Regions from separate parts of the Homo sapiens genome. Here region 1 is linked to region 2. The links are chromatin contacts, found by Hi-C or POLR2A ChIA-PET in ENCODE. All regions are on one chromosome and are shown on one strand. The core of a region is the stretch at or near the end of the contact, and the rest is flanking DNA. Distances in the headings are between cores, read along the strand shown. Region 1 holds the start of LINC02768 (long intergenic non-protein coding RNA 2768). Region 2 overlaps LYST (lysosomal trafficking regulator).

Region 1 (6,892 bases), core at 1,892-4,391, 140 kb after region 2:
TTGGCTGGTACTTTTGTTCTAATTCGTACTGAGCAGGAATTGACTACATGTAGATTAAAACCTTCCGTATGTCCCCAAATCCCCCAGAACAAAAAACCAACAAAAAAGCTGGGCGCAGTGGCTCACGCCTGTAACCAGCACTTTTTGAGAGGTTGAGGCTGGCAGATCATGAGGTCAGGAGTTCAAGACCAGCCTGGCCAACATGGTGAAACCCCATCTCTACTAAAAATACAAAACTTAGCCAGGTGTGGTGGCACATGCCTGTAATCCCAGCTGCTGGAGAGGCTGAGGCAGGAGAATAGCTTGAACCCAGGAGACAGAGGTTGCAGTGAGCCAAGATTGCAGTGAGCCAAGATCACGCCATTGCACTCCAGCCTGGGCAACAGAGCAAAACCCTGTCTCAAAAAAACAAACAAACAAACAAACAACAACAACAACAACAAACCCTTGGGGAATATTATTTGCAAAATAGACAACAAAAGGTTAATTAGCTTTAAAATGTAAAGGACACTTATAAATCAGTGAGATTCTCCCAATTAGAAAAAAGAACTGAGGACTAGAAGGACAATTGACAAAAGAACTTTAAGTGGCTAGTGTGCATTTCAAAAGTTTACCGCAACTTAAAGAGTGTAATTTTTTTTCTTTTTAGAGACTGAGCCTCAGTATGTTGCCCAGGATGGGCCTCAAACTCCTAGCTTCAAGCAGTCCTCCCATGTTGGCCTCCCAAAGTGCTGGGATTACAGGCGTGAGTCACTGCAACCAGCCAATAATGTAAATTTTAATAAACAAACACCACCTATGTAATTGGCAAAAATGAAAAAATAAACTATGCAAAGGCAAAAACATAGGTAAACGGGCCCTCTCCAACACTCCCGCTGGTGGAAGTATAAAGTGGTACAAACTTTCTGTAAGGCAGTTGGGGAGTATCTATTGAAAGTCTTAAATTTTTAAATAATCCTGAGTTGAAATTTATCCTAAAGATATTAATAAGGACACTGAGGGTCGGGCGTGGTGGCTCATGCCTGTAATCCCAGCACTTTGGGAGGCCGAGGCGGGTGAATCATGAGGTCAGGAGATTGAGACCATCCTGGATAACATGGTGAAACCACATCCCTACTACAAATATAAAAAATTAGCTGGGCATGGTGGCACATGCCTGTGGTCGCAGCTGCTCGGGAGGCTGAGGCAGGAGAATTGTTGAACCCGGGAGGCGGAGGTTGCAGTGAGCTGAGATTGCACCACTGCACTCCAGCCTGGGCAACAGAGCGTGACTCTCAAAAAAAAAAAAAAAAAAAAAAAAAGGACACTGATATTAGTATGTGGGTGTTTATTGGTTTATTGTTATTTATCACATCAAAAAACACATAGAAACACCCTAAAAGTTCATCAATAAATGAACTGGTGAGAGTTTATTGTCCATATAATAGAGTATGATACTATTATGTAGTTGATCAAAGTAATGTTCATATGCACATTTATTTAAATGGAAAACAAAAATACGGAAAAGTATCACAGGATCACATTTTTTGTTATATATATATCTTACAAAAATATATGTAAAAGTATTGTGTGTGTGTGTTTACAACATTTCTGGACAAGATTGTAGTGATGAGGCCATTATTGAGTAATGAAATTACTGTTATTTGTTTTTCTTGTGCCTTTATTTTCCAACTTTCTAAATGAAAATGTGCTGAATACAAATAAATAATAATGTAAGATAAAGTAAAAATAAATTTTCATTTAAGGTATTTCTTAAAAAGGGGGGTGAGGAAGGGTATTTAGAGTAAACCAAATCTGGAACTGGACTCTGCTCTGACGGCGTGACCTTTGCCAAGTTACTTCACCTCCTTAACCCTCAGTTTCCTGACTTACTCAATGGGCACAATAAATTCTACTACATAAGGTTATCCTGAGTTAGTTTTCCCATTTCCATCCAGCTAATAAAAGCTTCTTGCTGCACTCTCTCTCCTGAGCCTTCTCCCTTCTCTGATCCCCTTAACAAAGTGGTTCGAAGCAATCATTTAGCATCACCTGTTATTACTACCTGCTTAGTGACTAGACGCCCACTTATTTGCAAAAGCCCTGCATTTTCTGGAATTAGCCTGCTATTCCGTGTTTTCCACTTAGATTCACTCAGAACCTGGTCCATAAGGAGACGTATGCACTTTTGCATACACAGAATACACTCAGGAATACTTCTGTGTTTTCGTACCTCGGTGTAAGATGCTGAGCCCACGGCTGGGGATCTCGTGTGACGAATGTCTGCAAATGTTTGAGTAAGGAGATGACTTGGGGAGGAAAAGGGCTGGGCTATTTGGTGGAAATCTGAATTTAGATGAAGAGGCTTGACCATAATTGGGAAGTTCTTTTGCTAGCAGTTGGGCAACTCACCAATATGAAGAAAGCTCTTGAGTGGGACGATGGGAAGGCCCGAGCATAGCTTCTTTTGGGGAAGTTATCCGGGTAGCCAGGCCTGGGACGCTCCCCGCGCTCCGCCCTCACTTCTCTCTTCCCCCAAAAACAGGCATTGAGAGGCTCTTACTGCCCTCACGTGGCCCCTTCTGGAACTGTCTTTGAGGAGACCCGCCCAGATTTAAACTGAATCACGGGGGCTGGAGAGCACACACGCAGGCTTGCCAGTTAAGCTCATCTGTCCCCACTTAAGCTTCTAGCTACCAGGAAGCCGCTCTTCGAGCCTGTTTTCAAGCCTTTTTGGCCCTTCCGTCTCTTAAGTCCATGTTGTCTGAGCAAAGACCCTTTCTCCGTTGTAAGGAATTCTAAATCCTTTCGGCTGCAGCTTTCAGCAGCGCCTGGCATCCTGGCGGATGAGAAAAAGGGGAAAAACAGCAGCCCAACTTGAGAACCAGAGCTGGGCCGTGACGCTGCTGCGGGGGACTCTGGGTCCCGTCTTCCCCGCTTTCGAGACCTGTGGTCTTCAAATGTGCTCGATAGTACACTCCCTAAAAGAATTTTTGCAAAGTCCTGTTTTTCCCTGTTAAATCAAGTTTAGCTTAAAGCTACTCACATATTTTAAGTTCAGCCTAAAGGTTTCTCTGTGCCTGTAACCTAAAGGGAAGTGTAAATAGTCCCTCTCCCCCTTCACCCTCTCCTCTCCCGCTTTCTGTTTCTGCCTTATCTCTCTGACTCTTCTGCCTCCCTCCTCTGTTTTTAAGGGCCTGCCTGGATAACCCAGGATAATTTGCCTGTTTTAACGTCAGCTACTTAGTCATCTAAATTCCATCTGCAAAGTCCCTTCAGAGCAGTACAAAATTAGAATCTTGAAATCTTTAGAATTCGGCCAGCCACAACAACGATCAGCATTTTGCCAACCTTAGGTATCCAGGAGTTTTTGTTTTTAATTACAGTGATTTTTAAAAAACAGCTTATTTATTTATTTGACAGGGTCTTGCTCTGTGGCCCAGGCTGGAGTGCAGCGGCATGATCATAGCTCACTGTAACCTCAAACTCCCGGGCTCAAGCAATCCTCCTGCCTCAGCCTCCTGAGTAGCTAGGACTACAGGCACTTGCCACTACACCCGGCTAATTTTTAAAAGATTTTGTAGAGATGGGGGTCTCACTATATTGCCCAGGCTGGTCTCAAATTACTGGCCTCAAGTTGTCCTCCTGCCTCAGCCTCCTAAAGTGCTGAGATTACAGATGTGAGCCACTGTGCCCACCCAAAACAGCTTTATTGAGATATAATTCACATGCTATGTAATTCACCCAAAGTGTACCTGCAATGGTTTTGGGTATATTACATTATTAATTTTAAAAATTGTAAAATATGTATATATCATGAAATTTGCCATGTTAATAATTTTTTTTTTTGAGACAGAATCTTGCTCTGTTGCCAGGCTGGAGTGCAATGGCACGATCTCAGCTCACTGCAACCTCCGCCTCCCGGGTTCAAGCGATTCCTCTACCTCAGCCTCCTGAGTAGCTGGGACTACAGGTGCGCACCACCGCACCCGGCTAATTTTTTACATTTTAGTAGAGACGGGGTTTCACCATGTTGGCGAGGATGGTCTTGATCTCCTGACCTTGTGATCCGCCCGTCTTGGCCTCCCAAAGTGCTGGGATTACAGGCGTGAGCCACCGTGCCCAGCCATTAATAATTCTTAAGTGTACAAGTCACTGACATTTATTACATTCGCAATATTGTGCAACCATCACCACTATTTCCAATACTTTTCATTTTCCCAGGTAAGAATTCTGTAGCCATCGAGCAATAACTCTCCATTCCACCTCCCCACAGCCCCCGGTAACCTTTGATCTACTTTCAGTCTCCATGAATTGGTACATTCTAGATACCTCATATAAATGGAAGCGCATATATTGCTTGATAGTTTGTGTCTGGCTTATTTCCCACAGCATAATGTCCTGACGGTTCATCTGTGTTGTAGCATGTATCAGGATTTCATTTGTTAGGCTCAGTGATATTCCATTTTATGTACATAACGTATTTTGTTTATCCATTCATCTGTTGATGGACACTTGGGTTGTTTCCATCTTTTGGCTACAGTGAATGATATTGCAATGGACAGTAACACAGAAGCATCTGTTCCAGCCCTTGTTTTCTATTATTTTGGGTATAGTCCTAGGAGTGGAACTGCTGGATCATATAGTAATTCTATATTCAACTTTTTGAGGAACCACCAAGCTGTCTGTTTTCATTCCCATCAGCAACGGACAACGTTTCCAGATGCTCTCCAGTACTTGTTTTGTTTTGTTTTGTTTTGATAAAAGCCATCTTAATACTGTAAACTGGTGTCAAATTGTGGTTTTTATTTGCATTTACCTAATGACTAATGATATTGAGCATCTTTTCATATGCTTATTGGCCATTTGTATATCTTCTTCATATAAATGTTTATTCAAATCCTTTACTCATTTTTAAATTGTTTGCTTTTGTTGTTGAAATGTAGTTATATTCTGAATATTAATTCCTTATCACATATAGAGTTTGCAAATATTTTCTCCCATTCCATGGGTTGTCTTTTTACTCTCTTGATAGTATCCTTTGATGCAAAAATGTTAATTTTGATGAAGTCCAGCTTACCTGTTTTTTTCTTTCGTTGCTGGTGCTTTTGATATGTCCAAGAAATGTTTGACAAACCCAGTATCATGAAAATTTTTCCCTATATGCTAGCCCCTCAAGGATCAAAAGCAGCAATCAGTAATCAGAACCCACAACCTTGGTTTTTGGAAAACTGGGTCTTTATTGTCCAACCTGGCTCCAGCAAGCCACACTAAGTACCTGAGCTGCTGTCCCCACAACTGACTGCCCTGGGGCTGATCAAGGTGGGTGGTAGTCACCACTAAGTAAAGAGCTGAAATTGACCAAAACTTGCCAGCCTCCTCATCAAGCTTTCTCCTGGGTGCTGCAAGTGTTCCCTAAGATCCTGAATTCCAAAATAGTTGCATCAGACAGCTCTTGCCAGTTCAATTGTTTTAATGGAGGGATAGATTCCAGGAGCTTCTTATCTCCACCATGGAGCTTGATATCGTCTTTGAGTAACCAGATTTTATGGCCAGCATAAAACACTGGAAGTTTTAGCCCTAACATATGTAAGTTGTCTCTTTCAAGAAATTCACACTGGCAGGCTGTATACTGGCTCCACTGATGGTGCCAATTCCCTTCTCTGCAACAACTGAGCTCTGGACACCTCATTCCTGCAACTTCTGAGCCCCCTTCACTCTGTTCAACTCAGAGGCCATTCTCATCCCACCCAGGGGCCAGCATGAGTGGCACTGCCTGTTGGTGGCAGCTTAGAACAGACCAGGGGTCTCACTCCATAGCCAGTGCCAGGAAAGCATCTTTCTTCCTTCTGGAGGTAAAAAGAGAATTAAAACATAGCTTATCTCCAGAGCTGAATCAGAAAACTTTTTCTATTGCCTGCTTGTAGAATATATTTTCTCAATGAAAACAATATCCAAAAGGGTGGCTTGAAATCTATAATATAATTTATTTTTTATTTTTTTTTTAAGTTTTTGAGATAGGGTCTCACTCTGTTGCCCAGGTTGGAGTGCAGTGGCACGATCATAGCTCACTGCAGCCTTGGCCTCCCGGATTCAAACAATCCTCCCACCTCAGCCTCCTGAGTAGTTGGGACTACAGGTGTGTGCCACCATGCCCAGCTAATTTTTTTTTTTGATGTTTTGCAGAGATGGAGTCTCCCTGTATTGCCCAAACTGGTCTCAAACTCCTGGCCTCAAGTGATCCACCCACCTTGGCCTCCTAAAGTGTTGGGATTACAGGTGTGAGACACTGCACTCATTTTTAGGTAAATTACAACCCCTAAGGTTTTTTGTGGTTGAGAAACATACTAGCTCTCATAATACTGGGATAAGAGTTTCTGGGCTCCACAGGTTTTGCAGATTATTAAGTGGCTGTCTGTCTGTCTATCATGAATCAGCCTCCCAACATTAAATCTCTTCATTCAGAAAAGATAGAGGAAGATTTTCTTTTTTAAAAAAAGTTTATTTTCCACACTATTTGTACAGCTGTAAACTCAAGGAATCATCCAATACTTGTACAAATCTGGGAGAACAGTTAATAAGCACCTTCAGTGGTTTCCACAGTTTAAGAATTTACCATTAAAAAATTTTAGAATAAATCTAATAAAATGAATAAAATAGTTATAAAAATCATACAAAATCATGATGAACATTTGATATAGAGGGTTTAATATGAAACGATAAATACAAAAAGTGAGACTAATTTATGGATTTGGGCTACGTAAAAGACCTACATGGTCCTCGAATCTTGTGATTCTTGGGGCTATATTTGCCTCTCAAGACAAACTCCAATTATTCAAGGAAGACTTTCTTTCAATTCAGGTTCCAATGTACTGCAGAAGCAAGTGAGGACAAAGTCAGGAGAAGGTGGGGC
Region 2 (7,036 bases), core at 2,317-4,816:
AAAAAAGAATTAAACTATGACACAATGCTTCTTATCACATAAAATTTCCCCACAATATCACCTTCTGGGCCATCAAGACCATTCATGCCACAGCACTTAAGAGTACTGCAGTATCGTTTCTGGGATTTTCCTTCAAAGCTACTAACGTCATTCTATAAATTTATATGCTGGTGCTTTCTTGATCTTACCAGATGGTATCAGCAGAAAGTTTCAGAAAACAACCAGGAAAACATTTAAAAACTCAACAGGTATAGTACCAGCAATGCACAGAAGTCTGCTGAAGCACTGACAATGTGAAAGTCTATGATCAAGTGCACTCATGTGCAGGCCAGGTCAACTACTTCACAAGTGCTTATAAGACACTATCCATTGCAAGATACACTGCAACTTTAGAAACATTAAAAATGTGAAAAACTGAAAAATTATGGGAATAATTAAGTCTATCTTCTAGAAATTAAGAAAATGGAAATCAATATAAATTTTTAGATATAAAAGTTAATGCCATATCAGTAAAAGGCATTATAATCTCAACAGAAATGTATGTTTTTTCCTGATTTAAAAATGTACCTAAAATATATACATGTTTATATGAATAGGTTAGTGTATATACATGATTACTTGCTTTTATTTAATTTAGATATATTGAAAAACATTTCACATGAGCTCTCACTCTTTAATAGCTGTATGGCATACTGCTACATGTAAATATTACATATATAGCATTATATTATAGTTTACTATGTAGCCAATCTCTTATTTTTGAATAGATTGTTTCTAGCTTTTTATTATCATAAACAAAGCTACAATTAACACCCTTATACTACTTGCCCCTTTATCTTATTACTTCCTTGAAGTAGAAATTGCCGTTATTTCATAAGGTAGGTTTTACATATTTCTTGTTAGGTTTACTCCAAGGCGCTTTATATTTTTGCCATTATTATGAATGGGATTTTGTTTTCCGTAACATATTCTAGGATTTAAAACTGGTATATAGTAGGCACATAGGAAGTGGATTTCTTTTGATATAATAATCATATATCTAAACTTCTGAGCTTTTTTATTATTTTGTTTTGAATTTCCCAGATATAATACTCTATAATCTACAAATAACAAAAATTCTGAATTATCTTATCCAATATTCATACAATTTCCATTATTCTATCTAATTGTATCAGTTTGCACTAACAGAACAACATCAGTTGTGGTGATGGGGACACTTTTGCTTTGTATATTAGGAAGTATTCACCTCTTCCTAACAGAAATATTGAATTTAATTGAATGACTTTCAGTCATTTTTAATGTCAACTGAAGAGATGATTGCACGGTATTTTCTTTAAATTTTTTCTAATATTTAAAGTACCCAGAAACAAAGAATATATAACATGAGGTTATAGCCAACAACCAGATATAAATAGTATACTGTATATATCCTTTTGTAACTTTGCTTTTTCCTCTTAATGTTATGTTCATTCCATTAAACCATCATGCAATATACCATTGTATGAATAAACCACAAACTATACATCCATCTCTACTAAGAAAAGTTTAGCTGTTTTAACTTTGGGGTTTAACGAATGTCAGATAATTATGTAGTTTCAAGCCTTCAAAATCATGTTGATGGTTAATATTTATTACATTATATACTTACCAGTCTTTCACCACTGCTGTGACATTTACAGTCTATATCATTTGGACTCATAAACTAGATGAAACAAATATTCTTAGAACAAAGCTTCACCTACAAAAAAAAAGACATATTAATCACAATAGTAAACCACAAATAATTTTAACAAAGTTGTGACATAATCAGTGGCCAGTCTTCATACATGATGTATGAAACCACCAATGAAATTTTTAGATCTTAGGAGCACACTAAAAAAATGCCTACTTCAAGAATTCCTCTTGAGAGGGAATCTTGGAACATAGTGATCTGAAAAAGCAACTCAATAATAGCTCTCTACTTTTCCTCTTCCAGTTCTTAACTTAAAACCTCCAGGTAAATCACAAGTTAACTGCAAAGGAGAATTAGACCAGTCTTCTTAACACTAGAATCTAGGAGGCAGCGGAATATCTAAATACTATCACGACAAAAAGGTTTTCAACTCAGAGTTCCTAGGTACAGCCATTACTTTCCTGTTAGGATGAAAGGTATTTGAGGATACATAAGAACTTAGACAATACCAAAGCCAAACATTAATTTATTAATCACCATCAAATTTCATATCTTTATTGAAGTTTTTAAATGAATTAATCTTTTGAGTAGAATATAATGAAGGTTATTTCTAGAAGACTAAAGGATAAATTTCTATTTCTGGGATAGCAACAGGATATTTCTCTTTAGTTACCTGCTCTCCCCTTCTCTACAGTGCTTACCAGGAAGAAGCATGAAGAATGTTTCCTTATCATAGTTATGCGGCAAACATGAAGATATTTTGAATTATAAGTTTTAAAATCAGATTGATTTTTAAAATTATTTTTATTTAAAAAAAAATGAGATGGGGTCTTGCTGTGTTGCCCAGGCTAGTCTTGGACTCCTGAGCTCAAGTGATCTGCCCACCTCGGCCTCCCAAAGTACTGGGATTACAGGCGTGAGCCACTGTACCTGGCCCAGGAGTGATCTTTAATTACTTCAAAATGCTCAAATCTGGAAAACTGTCTTAAGTTTCTTTCAGCTTGCCAACCAGTTCTTGTACCACACATTATTCTAGGCACTTGAAGATAAACCAGGCAGAAAACAGCTGTGTTAGACAATGCAGGGCTTTGTGTGAATTAGGAAAAAACATCCCTTCCTGATGGGTGCAGCTCCACACAGCAGGGCACACAGCTATCAAAGCACAGGGTATATTTCAGTCTCACCCCCTCATTCCTCTGGCAGAGCACCAGAAAGCAGTATATCAACGGCTCAACCAAGTGGAACAGCCCTGGAATAGAGTCCTAACACACCTTCCATACCTGTTCCTGCTGCCTCCTGAGCTAATCAATATCATGCAAATTTTTTTTTTTTGAGAGGAGTTTCACCCTTTCGCCCAGGCTTGAGTGCAGTGGCGCGATCTCGGGTCACTGCAACAACCTCTGCCGCCTGGGTTCAAGTGATTTTCCTGCCTCAGCCTCCCGAGTAGCCGGGATTACAGGCGCCCACCATTATGCCTGGCTAATTTTTGTATTTTTAATGGGGGGGGGTTTCGCCACATTGGCCAGGCTGGTCTCAAACTCCTGACTTCAGGTGATCCACCCGCCTCGGCCTCCCAAAGTGCTAGGATTACAAATGTGAGCCACCGTGCCCAGCCCATAGAGATATTTTTAACTTTAAAATTATGGAAGGGGAAAAAATAAAATAAAATTATGGAAGGGAAATTATGGATCAAACTGTAAGCCTAAAGATGGTATTATATTAGCTGCTCTGACTACTACCACCCTCCAGCTTGGACTACCACAAGGTAGAGCCATCTATCTTGCAATGCTAAGATGATTCCAGCTAACTCAGCGTGGCCGTAAGAAGTGAAAGCTGGCAGCTGGTCAGCTAGATCCGTCTGTTTCTCTTATCGAGGGACATTTTCTAGGCCAAGCTGAGGGATTTCTCTAATGCTCTTAAACTGGCATGGCTTCTTTATCTCTGTAGTTTACAAAGCCTCACTTGAATATCTATGCAGTTTCATTTTATCCAAGATCATAATTCTAACCACCAGCACAGTCACATGTGTCCTCCTTGAGTCTGCCAGCACTCTTTATACACACCTGTATTCTAATTTTTATCATCCTGTATCATTCTAGGTGTCCAGAACATCTGGAAGTATAGATACATTTTTAATAATGATGCCCTTAGCCCATTATATATTTGCCTCTGTTTCCAAACTACATAGACACACCCTGTAGTTACTTATCTATGACTGTTTCACCCTCTAGGTCACAAGTTACTTAAGGCCAGGGACCCTGTCTTATTACTTTTTACCTTTCATAGCTATAATGCCCAATTTTAAATCTAACTTTATCACTATAATTTCAATTTCTAATACAACAATTGTTATAATGTCATAACAAAGAAAACTTGCCCCAACGATATTCGTAGAATTTTTATATCCTTAGCATTTACCGTAAATGAAAAACATAGTAACAAATGCCTATAATCATATAAATGACCTCCTCAGAAAAATAATGTTTCACTTTTTCCTCATATAGTGACTGGTAAAATGTAAAATATGAACAAGCAAAAACAAAACATACATACACAAACACTGATTTAATGTATTAGCTACCTCTCATTTTATGTCATCAGAAGTTTCATCAATATGCCATTTAATTCAACAAATGTTATTGAACATTTACTGTATGTGAGCTACTAATTTATGCACTGAGTTTAGAGCAGAATCAAAATCCTTACCATCATGTATTATAGTGAGGTGGAGACAGATGAAAAGCAAACATACACTATAATGTCAGGTCATGTTAATTCGATGAAAAAGTAAAACAAAGTAAGGGTATAGAGTGACAGGAATGCTGTTTCAGATAGGATGGACAAGGAAGGTCTGAAGCAGTAATATTTGAGCAAAAACTTGAATGGAATAAGTAAATGGACCATGTGGGTATCTGGGAAACGTGCGTTCCAAGCCACTGAGATAAATGTATGCTGGATGTACGGGATATTGAGTGCAAGAGGACAAGAGGTAAAAAATAATTGCAAAGAAAAAGTGAGAAAAGTCAACCCATTCTTCCTTCTCAGGAACTAAAGTAAGCATGGAAAGAGGAAATAGAAGTGTTCCCCTGAAACCATTTCTCCCCAAGAATGCAAGTCCCTCCCAATGCCCACCCAAAAAAGACTATAAGGTTTTTTAGCCTGTGTGAAGAATAGTACTGTTTACTGATAGGTAAGACTGACATAAGAACAGTTGTGAGGGAAAATAACGTTCAGTTTTAGCTATGTTAGGTGTGATAGGTTTCTTAGAAATTAAGTAATCAAGTAGGCAGCTGAAGATCAAAACAGGCAGGGAAGCTGGAACTAGTGAATCAATTTGGGAATCATCAGGATATCATCAATAAATTTTTAAAGCCATGGAACTAGACAGATGAAATAACCCAGAACAGTGCTGTTCACCGGAGCTTTCTGAGACGATGAGCCTGTTCTATAATTTCTGCCACACAATATAGCAGACAAAAGCCACATGTGGCTAGGGGCTACTATAATGAACAGCGAGGACCTAGAGAATGAGTGTAAGGGAGCAGAGAAGAGGTTTTACAACTGAGCCCTGGGCTTAGCATGGCTGAGTCAATGGAGAGGGTAAGTATCCAACACAGGAGACTGAGAAGGAACAGCAAGTGAGGCAGGAGAAAAATCAGGTGAGTGGTATCTCCCAGAAACCAGGTGAAGAAAGCTTGAAACAGAAAAGAGTAACCAATGCTATCAAAAATTCTGAGAGAAAGCTGGCGGGTGCAGTGGCTCAAGCCTGTAATCAGAGCACTTTGGGAAGGTGAGGTAGGCTAATCACTTGAGGCCAGGAGTTCAAGACCAGCCTGGGCAACATGGCGAAATCCCATCTCTACTAAAAATACAAAAATTAGCCGGCATGGTGGTGCACACCTGTAATCCTAGCTACTTGGGAGGATGAGGTATGAGAACTGCTTGAACCTGAAAGGGGGAGGTTGCAGTGAGCTGAGATTGAGCCACCGCATACCAGCCTGGGTAAGAGTGAGACCCTGTTTCAAAAAAAAAAAAAAAAGAATTCTGAGAAGTTAAGTTAAGTAAGATGAAGACTGGGAATTGACTGCTGGATTTAGCAACATGGAAGTTACTGACAATCTTTTCAAAGAATGGTCTTGGTGGGGTGGAAAAGAGTGGTGAGGAAATGAAGGCAAGCAATTTAAACAGCTCTTTTGAGAAGTTCTGCCACAAAGCATGCAAGGGAACGGGTGATGGCTTGAGGAGGACATGAGATAAGTGAGGTTAAAAAAAAACCTGATTAATATTATAGCTTGTTTCTAAGCTGAAACATAGTATGTTTCTCTAACAGAGAAAGGAAAATAGATGAAAAACTAGAATGAGAAGAGAGAATTCTAGGAACAATGAGTAGGCAAAACGAAGAAGACCAACATACAAGTGGAAGGAACAGTGGCAGTTCATCTAATTGAATAAGAAGAATGTCAGAGAATACGAGTATAGATGTAGGAAGATTAGTATATTTGGCAATAGGAGGACCAAGAATTTTTTTCAGGTGCTTCTATTTTCTTGGTGCAATAAACAGCAAGACTGCCAGCTGAGAGTGAGAAGTGGGAAGGAGGTGTTAAACTGATGAGTGTAACAGGGTCAAAAAACAGCAGCCCATAAGAGACTTCCTGCCAGGCTGCCAATGAGTAACTAAATCAAGATTGAGTTCCATTGTTCAATAACTATACCCATACTATAATCCAACTCTCCTTCATGTTCCCAAGTATAGAATGGTGGACTGTCAAATACTCCATGGGAATCTAGATATATTACAGCTGCAGCATTCTCCTAATCTGTAAATGTAGACTCTATAGGTAGAAACTGGGTTATCTGGAATGAATTCTTAGAAAGCCTACATAGCCTTTATTGCTCATCTTTTCTTTAAGTATAATATTTGAAAATCTTTAAAAATGATCTCTAGAGTCTTTTGTGGAAGTAACATCAAGTTTACAAAAATCTATGGAAGCTACATTTTTTTAAATTTTAGAACATTATTCCTCCACAGGCTTCTACAAGTTTTCACATTTCACTATAATTACTCAAAGATTATTAGTTGAGCAATGACATTAACAAATGTTCTCAGAATCTGACCGTGAGATGTGAATTCATTTTAGAGCATCCAGAGTTCTGATACAATCTCCTCCCCAATCTTGGGCTTCAATTTTCTCCTCTTATTTTTCTCACTTGTACCCTTCTTAGTCTGTGTGTAGATCATTCTCCATGTCAGAGAAGAGAAGAAAGCTAAGAAATTTCATTTGTTCTCTGTATCTGATTATTGGGTCCATTTGTTGGTAAGAATCTATTATTTATTTGTCATACTCATTCTCTCTCTCTCCCCCT

The links. A loop is a pair of places that touch in the nucleus more often than their neighbours do. ChIA-PET counts read pairs that join two places held with the same protein, here RNA polymerase II (POLR2A). Pooled maps may share reads with other maps.
Region 1: a map of CD14-positive monocyte shows a loop between it and region 2 (4-fold over the local background). The contact joins the promoter of LINC02768 here to the enhancer-like site in region 2. A Hi-C loop is called at or near these places in 10 of 168 maps with a recorded cell type or tissue (B cell, CD14-positive monocyte, CD4-positive, alpha-beta T cell and 6 more), 6 of 37 single-sample maps with no recorded cell type and 17 of 50 pooled maps. POLR2A ChIA-PET finds 5 or more read pairs at or near these places in 13 of 52 experiments (AG04450, B cell, BJ and 10 more).

Annotation. Positions count from the first base shown.
Region 1 is chr1:235,969,370-235,976,261 of GRCh38, forward strand. LINC02768 (long intergenic non-protein coding RNA 2768) reads right to left here and starts at 3,142. Exons shown (of 3, transcript NR_183724.1): 1 at 2,392-3,142. NID1 (nidogen 1) reads right to left here. Exons shown (of 20, transcript NM_002508.3): 20 at 6,461-6,892. RefSeq lists an enhancer at 2,681-2,730.
Region 2 is chr1:235,831,930-235,838,965 of GRCh38, forward strand. It overlaps LYST (lysosomal trafficking regulator), which reads right to left. Exons shown (of 53, transcript NM_000081.4): 2 at 1,649-1,738. Among named protein-coding and RNA genes, the nearest start is that of MIR1537, 18 kb to the right of the region's middle. Within about 2 kb of position 3,567, at least 12 of the 41 ENCODE cell types and tissues checked have a DNase peak (open chromatin) inside an H3K27ac peak, as active enhancers do; they include Panc1 and heart right ventricle, where a contact is called at or near this core.